Linked DNA regions of Homo sapiens: regions 2 and 3 are each linked to region 1. The links are chromatin contacts, found by Hi-C or POLR2A ChIA-PET in ENCODE. All regions are on one chromosome and are shown on one strand. Each heading gives the region's core, a stretch centred on a gene start or an enhancer-like site at or near the end of the contact. The rest is flanking DNA. Distances are from core to core; before and after follow the strand shown. Region 1 holds the start of ATP1B3 (ATPase Na+/K+ transporting subunit beta 3). Region 2 has its middle 31 kb from the start of ZBTB38. Region 3 overlaps ATR (ATR checkpoint kinase).

Region 1 (3,811 bases), core at 810-3,309:
TTCACTTGTACTAGTTTTACAGTCCTTACACATTGCTCTCTATTTATTTGTGCATGTTATCTATTTAAATGCATTGACTCAATAAAATAAAATCTCTACCCTAGGTCATACAATACAAAGGTTGAAGAGCACTATCTGCAGTAAGAAATGTCATTCTAACACAAAGTGGAGTTACTCCGTTCTGGAAATGAGGAAGCACTGGGGAAGGGAGAAAGGGAGGAAGGTAGCCTATCAAAATTAATCTCTCTCCACCACTCAAAAATTTCTTCAGCAAAAAGTTAGTACACTCTAGAAACAAGCAATTAAGCTTTATAAATGTTCATCTTTTGTTCCCATGTAAGTCTGGATGCAAGATTTATTTCTTCATCACACTAGTGGGTTCCCAAAAGAAAACAGCAATTTAAATAAAAATCATGAGTGATTACCATGCAGTTAGGCAAGGCATCTGTAAAATAATACAACCGCTGGACTAGGATTAAAGGAGAACTGGGTTCTTTTCTTGGCTTTGTGGCATATGTAATTTTACACAAGGCAAAAATCACAACCTCTCTGGGTCTCATTTTTCTCATCTCTAAAGTGGGGGTTGGGCTAAAAATCCTCCAAGGCCCCTTTCAGCTTGTGATAAGACTTCAAGTCGCCTTTTCACCCTGAAGGAGTCCATTTCAGTCTGCACCAACAGTTTATTTTCTGAGTCACAGCTTATTTCTCCATGCTTATCCTAAAAATGTTGTGCCCAAATAGTTCTAAGCTCTCGAGATTTATTCCCACTCAGAAAGAAATGGTCTTTCAAGACCCACTAACAAAATGTTTCAAAAGGATTTAAAAAGGTAAAATTAGTTTACTTAAGTATAAAGGCAAAAAAAAAAAAAAGCTCTAGCCTGCATTCAGAGATTGATACAATTTTAGGAAAAAAAGGCATCCTAAAGCTACTCTACACGGTAGATGGTTTAAATATATTAAAACAAAGAGCTCACGCATAGAAAAAATCTGCTAACATACAACCATCACTCTCCTGTTTTGAAGACACGGGAAAAAAAAAAAAAACCTGTGTTGTTCAGACAGGATTTACTTTCCCCAAAGAAGCAAATTTGTAAGGAAGAAAACCTCTGTAATTAAAAAGGAATCCGGGAGGAACCAACCTTTTTAAGGGCCTTTTCACTGTCCAAATTCAAGTGCATTTTCTTGTACAATGTACTTCTGTGATTAACTCACCGCTACACGTTTAAGCAACCCACACCCACACTTAACACTCAGTCGCACTCTTCCGACCGGTCGGGGTGGCAGCGTGGACGAGTCACAAGATAGCGGCGGGAGTGGAAATTTCCTCTCCCCTGGAGTGGGGCAGGGTCTGGCTTCTCCGAACCGCTCAGCGGGCCGGGCGCCTCCGCCAGGGCCTCTCGGGCCGGAGCGCTCCGTACAAAGGAGGCCCGGGGGCTCGGCTCCTGCACTCTCGGGGCCCGGCTTCGGGCAGGGGTCCCCGGCTTCCGGCGCCGCGCCGGGCGGGAGGCCCGGGCAGCACGTGCGCCCCGCTCCCAGCAGGGAGGGAGGAACCAGCGCGGCCCGGCCGGGCTGCCCGCGGGCCCCGCTGCTTCGGGAGCGAGCTGCGGCCAGTCCGGCCGGCCCGGGGAGCAATGAATGGGGCCGCACTGCGCCGCCGCCGCCCGGGTTAGGGTCGGGCGGTCGGGAGCCCCGGCGCTGGGAGCCGCCTCCCGCCTTTCCGTTCCCACCAGACCGCGCCCGGCGCCCCCGGGACCGAGGCCGGCCCCGGACGCCCAGCTGCTGCCCGCTCACCCCAGCTCTTGGCGGTGCGCCCCAGGAATTCTCCGGTGGTCGGGTTGTAGATGAAGAGCTTCCACTCGGCCAGGCTCTGGTTGAGGGACTTCTTCTCGTTCTTCGTCATGGTGTGCGCGCGGACGGCGAGAGGAGCTGCGGCCGCGGGGATGGAGGCGGCGAGGGCTGCGGAGGCGCGTCCCGGCTCCGGCGGCGCAGCCCGGAGACGGCAGTGAAGGGTGGGACGGCCGAGAACACCTCCTCGTTACGGGGAGTACTCGAGCCGACTGCGCCGCGCCGCGCCGGGCGGCCGCTTGGGCCGCGGGAGCCTGACGTCTCCGCCCGCCGCAGCCAATCCCCGCGCCGCTCGGCCCGCGCCGCTGCCGCCTCCCGCCAGCGGCCGGGGCGCTGCCTGAGGCGGCGAGGGCGCCCCACCCCGCCCCGGCCCCGCCCCGCAGTAGCCTCGGGGGCTCCCTCAGCCTGGGTCAGAGGAAGCGAGAAGAAAGTCTAAAAATCCGAAGGTTTAGTCGCACGCACGTTTATAATAATAGCAAAAGGCGGGCGTCCCCGCGCCGCAGGTTGCTTAGGAGGAGGACTGGGTTTCCTGGGCGTTCCTGGGCGCCGGGGCGCTGAGAAGATGCTACCCGCGGCGGGCGGGTGCGGAGAGCACGAAAACGACTCCAGTCGGCCCGCGGCTTCCTCTCTGAGGGAACTTAATCGTCCCCTCCCCGAACTGCCTCCCCGACCGTCCCCAGGCGTTCTCTGGGCTCTGTGACGTTCCTACAGGACGCTCTCTGGGCTCTGTGACGTTCCTACAGGACGCTCTCTGGGCTCTGTGACGTTCCTACAGGACGCTCTCTGGGCTCTGTGACGTTCCTACAGGACGCTCTGCGGGGGATCGCGCGGGGCTCCCACAATGTACACGGTGCACTGCTGTTCTGAGAACGTCCTCGCTTGGCTCCCTTGAAGGGTTCAACCGGGAGCCTCGGGTCAATGGGAATTCCGTTCTAAATATGCCAGTGAATGGAGTATAATTTTTCTCGGGATTCAGTTGAATTTATCAATGAAATCTAAATACGTGCTTTCCCAAGGGTCCTGGCAACTGAAAGCTCCCAGCTTTTGCCCAGACGCTCCTACTCTTAACCCACAGGAAAGGAACACTCGTTGGAGGGTCCACGCCTGTGTAGTGTCGCCGGCTTTTCATCTCCCCTGTAGAGATCGCGGCCCTTGGGCGGAGCTGAGGGTGCCGGTAGCGTTTTCCTCCGCGAGATGGAGCTGACGAGTACGGGAGGGGGGGTGCCCTCAGACTCAGCGACAGGATAAAAGACTTTATAGGAATTTGCACAGAAGGTGCGGGGTGGGGGAGGTTGTTGTTGTTGTTGTTTATTTATTTATTTTTAGAAAAAAGCTCTGCCTCCGTTTTATTAGCAAATAAAAATTATGGAGAAATGTAATAGCCATCTTATTGTTTGGAGTGATGAATTATAATCTGTCTGGAAGTTTAAACAGCCTGCAAATGGATGAATTTTCCTTTTTCCTCACTTTTCTTACCAAAGCAAGAAATAATGAATTATACCTCCCACAAATGGAAAAGTGGTAAAATATATTCCTATAAAGTGCTTTTTTCACGCTTAAAAAAGCTAAATTTATAATTATGACATTGAAAATAACCAAAATCCATTTACGTTTTGAGCTAATGACACCAAAAGATTTGTAGAAGCATGTTGGAGAGTTTGGCATGAAATGAGTATTAGAAATAGCAAAGCACCATGCAAGCAGACTGGAATGCACTTCTTTAAATCATAGGCAAGATTGAAAGAACTAAAGAATGTTACCTGCCGGGCGCGGTGGCTCACGCCTATAATCCCAGCACTTTGGGAGGCCGAGGCAGGCGGATCAGGAGGTCAGGATCGAGACCATCCTGGCTAACGCGGTGAAACCCCGTCTCTACTAAAAATACAAAAAAATTAGCCGGGCGTGGTAGCGGGCGCCTGTAGTCCCGGCTGCTCGGGAGGCTGAGGCAGGAGAATGGGGTGAACCC
Region 2 (3,397 bases), core at 323-2,822, 540 kb after region 1:
TCTCTTGCTTCATTCAGGTCTCTGCTTGAATGTCACAACTCCAGGGAGGTCTTATCCAACACCCTTTCTAAAAAGGCCCTTCTGCAACTCATTGTCCCTTTATTATGCTTTATGGTCATTCATAGTACTTAATGTTCCCTAAAAGATGTTCATTCATAGTACTTAATGTTCCCTAAAAGATTGTTTGTTTACCTATTCTGTCCCCCACTAGAATGTCAGGTCTAGAATCTAGAAGGGCAAAGATCTCATCTTTGTTTTATTTTCTTTTTCTTCCAACTTTCCAACTTTCTTTTTCGGTTCAGGGGGTACAATGTGCAGATTTGTTACATAGGCAAATTGCATGTCACAGGGGTTTGGCGTGTAGATTATTTCATCACCCAAGTAACAAGCATAGTACCTGATAGGAAGTTTTTTGACCCTCACCCTTCTCCTACCCTCCACTGTCAAGTAGACCCTGTTGTCTATTGTTCTCCTCTTTGTGTCCATGTGTACTCAATGTTTAGCTCCCACTTCTAAGTGAGAAAATGCAGCATTTGTTTTTCTGTTCCTGCATGAATTCGCTTAGGATAATGGCCTCCAGCTCTATCCATGTTACTGCAGAGGGCATGATCTCATTCTTTTTATGGCTGCATAGTATTCCATGGTGTCTATGTACCACATTTTCTTTATCCGGTCCACCACTGGTGGGCATTTAGGTTGATTCATGTCTTTGCTATTGTGAATGGTGCTGCGATAAACATGCATCCATGTGTCTTTACAGCAGAACGATTTATATTCCTTTGGGTATTTTTTTTGAGTATAGTAATAGGATTGCTGGGTGGAGTGGCAGTTCTGTTTTAAGTTCTCTGGGAAATCACCAAACTGCTTTCCACAGCAGATGAACTAGTTTACACTCCCACCAGCAGTGTATAAGTGTTCCCTTTTCTCTGCAACCTCACCAGCATCTGTTATTTTTAGACTTTTTAATAATAGCCAGTCTGATGGTGCAAGGTGGTATCTCACTGTGGTTATTTGCATTTATCTAATGATTGGTGATGTTGAACATTTTTTCATATGCTTGTTGGCTTTGTTTACTACCTTGTTTACTGATGTATTCTTAGTGCTGGGTACCATTTCCAGCACATGATAGACATTCAATGAATATTGTTGAATAAATAAATAAATTAGTGATAATTATTATCTGAGAGTAAGCCCTGGGTTTGTGTCACTTACTAACTGATTTGCCTTAGACAAATTATGTAATCTCCGCAAGTCTCAGTTTTCTTCCCTGCAAAAATGAGCTAGTAATACCTCCTGCAAAGGACTGTTGTGAGGACTTGAGATAAGGGATGAAGGTGCCTCATATTAAGTGCTCAATTCATAGACCTGTAATTACCCATAAAAGTAAACATCCTCCTTTACACACTTGGTTGAAGGACAAAGGGGATCATCAAACCTGCTTCCTTAGAACCACAATTTATCAACTAAAAATGCCATGCCAGAAGCTAAAAAAGGAAATGAATCCATTTCAGTGCAGTAGGCTCAGAGATCTGTGTTTACACAATGCCAGAATACCCAGGCTTAGAGATACTATGTTCAAATTCAAGTCAGGCCACTGCTTTGTTCTGTGGACTGCGGCAGGGTTGGAGGGGATGATTCAAAATGACCTCAGCTTTTGTCTAATTTGGTCCTGTGACCAGACCACAGGCAACGCCTCATCCAGGGAATTGATTTCCTTTGCAGCTCTTTGCTAAGAGGCCCATCAACATGATAAAATGCTGTGCAGTCATTACATATTACTCGGCTGTAGGATGAGGCATTTCTACGTGTTTGGACATGGAAAGACCTTCAACAGGTATTGTGGAGTAAAAAATTCAAGTTGCAGATGAAATACACAGCACAAACACACACCAACAACACTCCGTTATACTTGTATGCAGGTTCCTACATCTGTATATAAACATAAAGCAAAGGGTCTTGAAGGTAGAAACCATGTCAGTTACTCTCACTTCCTCAGAGAAGCGGGGAGTGACTAGAACTGGAAGTGGGCGTCAAAGGAGACTTCAGCTTTATCTATAGGATTTGTTTGCAAAGAGAATGTGTTATGTACGTAATTAGAAACTATTTTTTTAAAGCTGCTCAAGCAAGATGATGCTAACACACCCCATTTGAAGTAAAATGAAGGAATTTACTTTTCCCTGCCTAGTGATTCTCAAATGGGCAGTCTCACCCATCAGAAGGTGTTTGGAAATGCCTGGGGGCATTTTCTGGATGTCACAAATTCTCCTGGGGGCTACTGGCATTTAGTTCCCCAGGGACGGGGGATGCTAAATGTCCTACCATGTGGGAAAATCCCACACCACATAATAGTATCTCTGCCCAGAGGCCGACCGTGGCCCTAGTGAGAAACCGCACAACACAAAAATTTGTGTTTGTTGTACAAGTAAATTCATCTATTACTGCCAGGTGTGGTAGCTCACACCTGTAATCCCAGCACTTTGGGAGGCTGAGGTGGAAGGATTGCTTGAGGCCAGGAGTTCAAGACCACCCTGGCCAACACAGTGAGACTCCATCTCTATAATAAATAAATGAATTAATTAAAAAAAGGAAAACTGTATATTTAAAAAAATCTATTACATACATGTAAGAGGTGTTTTTCTGTCTTTGGTTTGAACTACTGAGATGCCCAACACATGTTCTGTCTCTCTATATAAAATAGTAAATTTTATCACTGATGGTCAAGAGAAGCAAATAGAAAACCATGCCAGTTGCTCTTGGTGGGAAGCCTGGGTTTTAATGGAGCTATTGGCATGGGTTTGACATCTCCCATTTAGAGTATGTGAATATTTCTGAGAATAAAGCTCATCCAGGCACCAGCCAGTGCCTTTGTACTTTGCTGATACTTTAAGACAAACGTCCCATCGACCAGCAGTCAGGCAAGACTGAGAGCCTTCCAAGTAAAGTTGGGAGGGTCCCTTCTCCCATGGTTAGCAGTTCCAGCACAGGACTGTCTGCTTTCAGTCTGCTAGTAGTCTGCTTCACACTACTGGCTCTTAGAAAGCAGCTTTCAACTCACAGTAGTAAGAGAGAGAAAGGTGATGACAGGCAAAATGAAAAGAATATATGATATTTTCCCCTTCAATTTCATACCCTTTGACACTTGTGGTTCATACATTCAACACATATTTACTGAGCATTCTACTATGTGTCAGCATTGTGCTAGGTGCTGGGGTGTAGTAGAGGATGAGACATAAATGCTTACATTCTAGTGGAGAAGGCATAATAAATAAACAGATACACATAAATCAGGTCATTTTAAACAGTGGTTACTATTGTGATGAAACAGCATGCGGATGTGATTGATAGAAACTGGTGGGACCAACATGTCATGGAGAGTTCAGCAGAGGTGCCTCTGGGA
Region 3 (3,846 bases), core at 604-3,103, 630 kb before region 1:
TAGTAGTGTTTGATATCTAGCCAGCTGTCCAGATATGCTTAGTATGCATTACTACACTACACCCTGCTCTATCTTACCTTGCACTGTTTTTTTCCTGTGATATTACAACTTTCACTAAGAAGAATCTTGATTTAAAAATGACAACTGCTAATTTGTCCCTATGATATAAGCATTGATGAGAAGAATTATATTCATCACACACTAATGGATATTCTTACTTTCTTTGAACCTTTTTTTTTTTTCCATTCTTGGCAATAAGTGGATGGTTATAATCTGGCCTTATACCTTAGCTGTTCTCACAGACATCAAGTATTTTTCCTTCAGGCTTTCAGGCTAATTGAAAAACTATCTAACAGTCCTTAAAGAGGCCTTCACTTCCATAATTCTCAGTTTGTGAGCATCTCCCTCTTGTTCTGTTGAAGCAGATACTTTCCTGTTGTTAAGCAAAATAGTTTATTATTTTTCTGAAATTTCCTGGACTTGCCAATAATTACCTGCTTGGAGAATGTTTTTGTCTGGAATGTGGCTATTAATATATTTTTATATTTAACTATTGAATGTTTGTTTTTTAATTTTTTTTTCTTTTTTTGAGACTAAGTCTCTCTCTGTTGCCCAGGCTGGAGTTGCAGTGGTGTGATCTTGGCTCACTGCAGCTTCCACCTCCTGGGTTCAAGTGATTCTCATGCCTCATGCCCAGCTAATATTTTGTACTTTTAGTAGAGACGGGGCTTCACCATGTTGGCCAGGCTGGTCTCTAACTCCTGGGCTCAAGCAGTCCATCTGCCTCGATCTCCCAAAGTGTTGGAATTATAGGTGTGAGCCAGCACAACCAGCCTGTTAGTTTTTATTTCTGCATGTCAAAATGGTACTGTAAAACCAAACACTCTATTATCACCATTTTCAGTGACAGTAGCTTTTTTTTTTTTTTTTTTTCTGAGACAGTCTCACTCTATAGCCCAAGCTGGAGTGCAGTGGCATGATCTTGGCTCACTGCAACCTCCACCTCCCAGGCTTAAGCGATTCTTGTGCCTCAGCCTCCTGAGTAGCTGGGGCTACAGGCACATGCCACCATACCCGACTAATTTTTTGTATTTTAATGGAGACAGGGTTTCACCACACTGCCCAGGGTGGTCCCAAACTCCTGCGCTCAGGCGATCCACCTGCCTTGGCCTCCCAGAGTGCTGGGATTACAGACGTGAGCCACTGTGCCTGGCCAAAATTCTAGCTTTTAAGAATAACATTTGTAATGATTCAAAAGTACAATACCTTTAACATTTCTTTAACATTTTTGTAGAGACCCCCATCTCTACAAAAAATACAAAAATTAGCTGGGTGTGGTGGTGTGCACCTGTAGTCCTAGGTTACTCACAAGGCTGAAGTGTGGGGATTGCTTGAGCCTGTGAGATTGAGGCTACGGTGAGACAAGATCACACCCCTGCACTCCAGCCTGGGCAGCAGAGTGAGACCCTGTCTCCAAAAAAAAAAAAAAAAAAAAAAAAAAAATCAGAATTTGAAATCATCTACAAATTTTGATGGAAATAAGGACCTTATTTTAAATATAATCTGTTTAGAATATACTACCTTAGGCTAGGTGTGGTAGCTCACACCTGTAATCCTAGCACTTTGGGAGGCCGAGGCAGGAGGATCACTTGAGCTCAGGAGTTCAAGATCAACCTGTGCAACATAATGAGACTTCATCTTTACAAAAAATACAAAACTTGGCCAGGCGTGGTGGCACATGCCTATGGTCCCAGCTACTCGGGAGGCTGAGGCAGGATCACTTAAGTCCAGGAGGTGAAGGCTGCAGTGAGCTATGATCTTGCCACTGCACTGCAGCCTCAGTGAGAATGAGATCAAAATAATTTTTTTTAAAAAGTAAGTAAATAAATAAAAATAAAATATACTGCCTTATTTAAATTTTGAAGAAATTTGTTGCCTGTTTTCTACACACTTATGAATCATTAAAATTTAGAAGTTTTAAATAATTCATAAACTAGACTGTCCTCATTTAGAAGTTTTTAATTTTTGTCTTTTTGTACACTCTTGAAAAATTATCCTAAAGTACTTGTGGTTTTACTTTGAAGGCACTTTTACTTTCAATTTCTTTCTTTTTTTTTTTTTTTTTGATACGGAGTCTCGCTCTGTCACCCAGGCTGGAGTGCAGTGGCGTGATCTCAGCTCACTGCAAGCTCCGCCTCCCAGGTTCACGCCATTCTCCTGCCTCAGCCCCCCGAGTAGCTGGGACTAAAGGCACCCGTCACCACGCCCGGCTAATTTTTTTGTATTTTTAGTAGAGACGGGGTTTCACCGTGTTAGCCGGGATGGTCTCGATCTCCTAACCTTGTGATCCGCCTGCCTCGGCCTCCCAAAGTGCTGGGATTACAGGCGTGAACCATCATGCCCAGCCATTACTTTCAATTTCTATTGTAATAGGTGATACTGTATTTTTGGCAACCAAGAAAAAATAGGTGGATAACAATGAATTCTAAACTTTAAAAAAGATTATTTCCATAGTTTTGAAGTTTCCCTACAAAATAGCTACATTTAATCATTTTTTATAGTCATCAAAAATAATGACTAATCTTGTATCTTTTGTATCATCATTATATCTTTTCAAAATTTAATAATAGATTGATATTTAATCCTCACCAACAACGTTGTAAGGAAGGCAAGACAGGTACTAACATTTTCCTTTTATAGGTAAAGAAATAGAGGCTCAGTAAATTAAATGACTGTCCAAAGAAAGGTAAGTTATAATGGCAGAGTTGGAGCAAGACTCTCTGAACAATTGTTCTGTTGTTAGTTACATTCTAAATATGATATCCTAATATATTCAGATTAATTTGTTTAGTGAAATAAATTGAACTTAAATACTTAAATTGACACTTTTAAATTTTATCTTATAAGTCTTTAATTACTCAACTTTTTTTATGATCTAGTATCTACTGTGGATTATGAAGACTATCAGAGTGTAACCCGTTTTCTAGACCTCATACCCCAGGATACTCTGGCAGTAGCTTCCTTTCGCTCCAAAGCATACACACGAGCTGTAATGCACTTTGAATCATTTATTACAGAAAAGAAGCAAAATATTCAGGAACATCTTGGATTTTTACAGGTCTGAAGTTAATATAGTGAATTTAATAATGAAAATTAATGTGGCCAGTCTTTTATGTTTATGTTGTTCATTTTATTGAATGTTTTATATGCTATGCTTAGAAGCTTATAGATTAGTGGGGAGAGATAAACATCAATTTGGTATAATATTTTAAGTACAGTAACACACATGTACCCTGAGGAAGGACACTTAACTCATCCATGTGGAATAGGGTGGGAGATGGAAGCGGATGAGCCAGAGGTCAGGAATGGCTTCTTGGAGATGGTGTCTTAAAAAATGAGCAGTATAGGGAGGCAAGACATTATAATCAGAGGCATCTCTGTGGAGTGTTTGAAAAGAGCATGGTATATGCCAAAGAGTAAAGTGTCGGTTTTGGAATGGTAGAGGAAAGATCACAAATAATAGAAGACTTTTTAAGTTGCCCAAACTTCTTGGAGGGTGCGAACTAGGGAAGTGTTATGGTCACAATGGAATTTTAGCTAAATGCCTGTGGCAGTTGTGGAGGAGGAGTTTGGAAGGGCTATGATTCAAGGAATTACTCTTCTCCTTGTGAGAGTTGTGGTCCTGAATTTGGGAGTGAGTTAGTGGGGGCAAGTGCCGGTTATGTCAGGTATCAAGCATGAAAATGCTGGTGAAATAATGATTTAGGCGATGTTATGATTGTGTAGGGAAGAAAAGAAAGTAAGAGCAGGTGAGGCGAATACAGTGGAATTAAATAAGAGCTCAAG

The links. A loop is a pair of places that touch in the nucleus more often than their neighbours do. ChIA-PET counts read pairs that join two places held with the same protein, here RNA polymerase II (POLR2A). Pooled maps may share reads with other maps.
Region 2: a loop to region 1 is called in a pooled map, with 5 times the contacts of the local background. The contact joins the enhancer-like site here to the promoter of ATP1B3 in region 1. A Hi-C loop is called at or near these places in 1 of 37 single-sample maps with no recorded cell type and 3 of 50 pooled maps. POLR2A ChIA-PET finds 5 or more read pairs at or near these places in 3 of 52 experiments (GM12878, HEK293 and T-cell).
Region 3: a pooled map shows a loop between it and region 1 (11-fold over the local background). The contact joins the enhancer-like site here to the promoter of ATP1B3 in region 1. A Hi-C loop is called at or near these places in 4 of 50 pooled maps. POLR2A ChIA-PET finds 5 or more read pairs at or near these places in 2 of 52 experiments (PC-9 and activated CD4-positive, alpha-beta T cell).

Annotation. Positions count from the first base shown.
Region 1 is chr3:141,874,891-141,878,701 of GRCh38, reverse strand. ATP1B3 (ATPase Na+/K+ transporting subunit beta 3) reads right to left here and starts at 2,059. Exons shown (of 7, transcript NM_001679.4): 1 at 1,792-2,059. The coding sequence starts at 1,900. RefSeq lists silencers at 1,265-1,834, 2,105-2,234, 3,105-3,164.
Region 2 is chr3:141,335,691-141,339,087 of GRCh38, reverse strand. It overlaps a transcript of ZBTB38 not described here. Among named protein-coding and RNA genes, the nearest start is that of ZBTB38, 31 kb to the left of the region's middle. RefSeq lists an enhancer at 1,678-1,757. Within about 2 kb of position 1,572, at least 4 of the 41 ENCODE cell types and tissues checked have a DNase peak (open chromatin) inside an H3K27ac peak, as active enhancers do; they include GM12878, where a contact is called at or near this core.
Region 3 is chr3:142,507,203-142,511,048 of GRCh38, reverse strand. ATR (ATR checkpoint kinase) reads left to right here. Exons shown (of 47, transcript NM_001184.4): 28 at 2,940-3,118. Among named protein-coding and RNA genes, the nearest start is that of XRN1, 61 kb to the right of the region's middle. Within about 2 kb of position 1,853, at least 2 of the 41 ENCODE cell types and tissues checked have a DNase peak (open chromatin) inside an H3K27ac peak, as active enhancers do.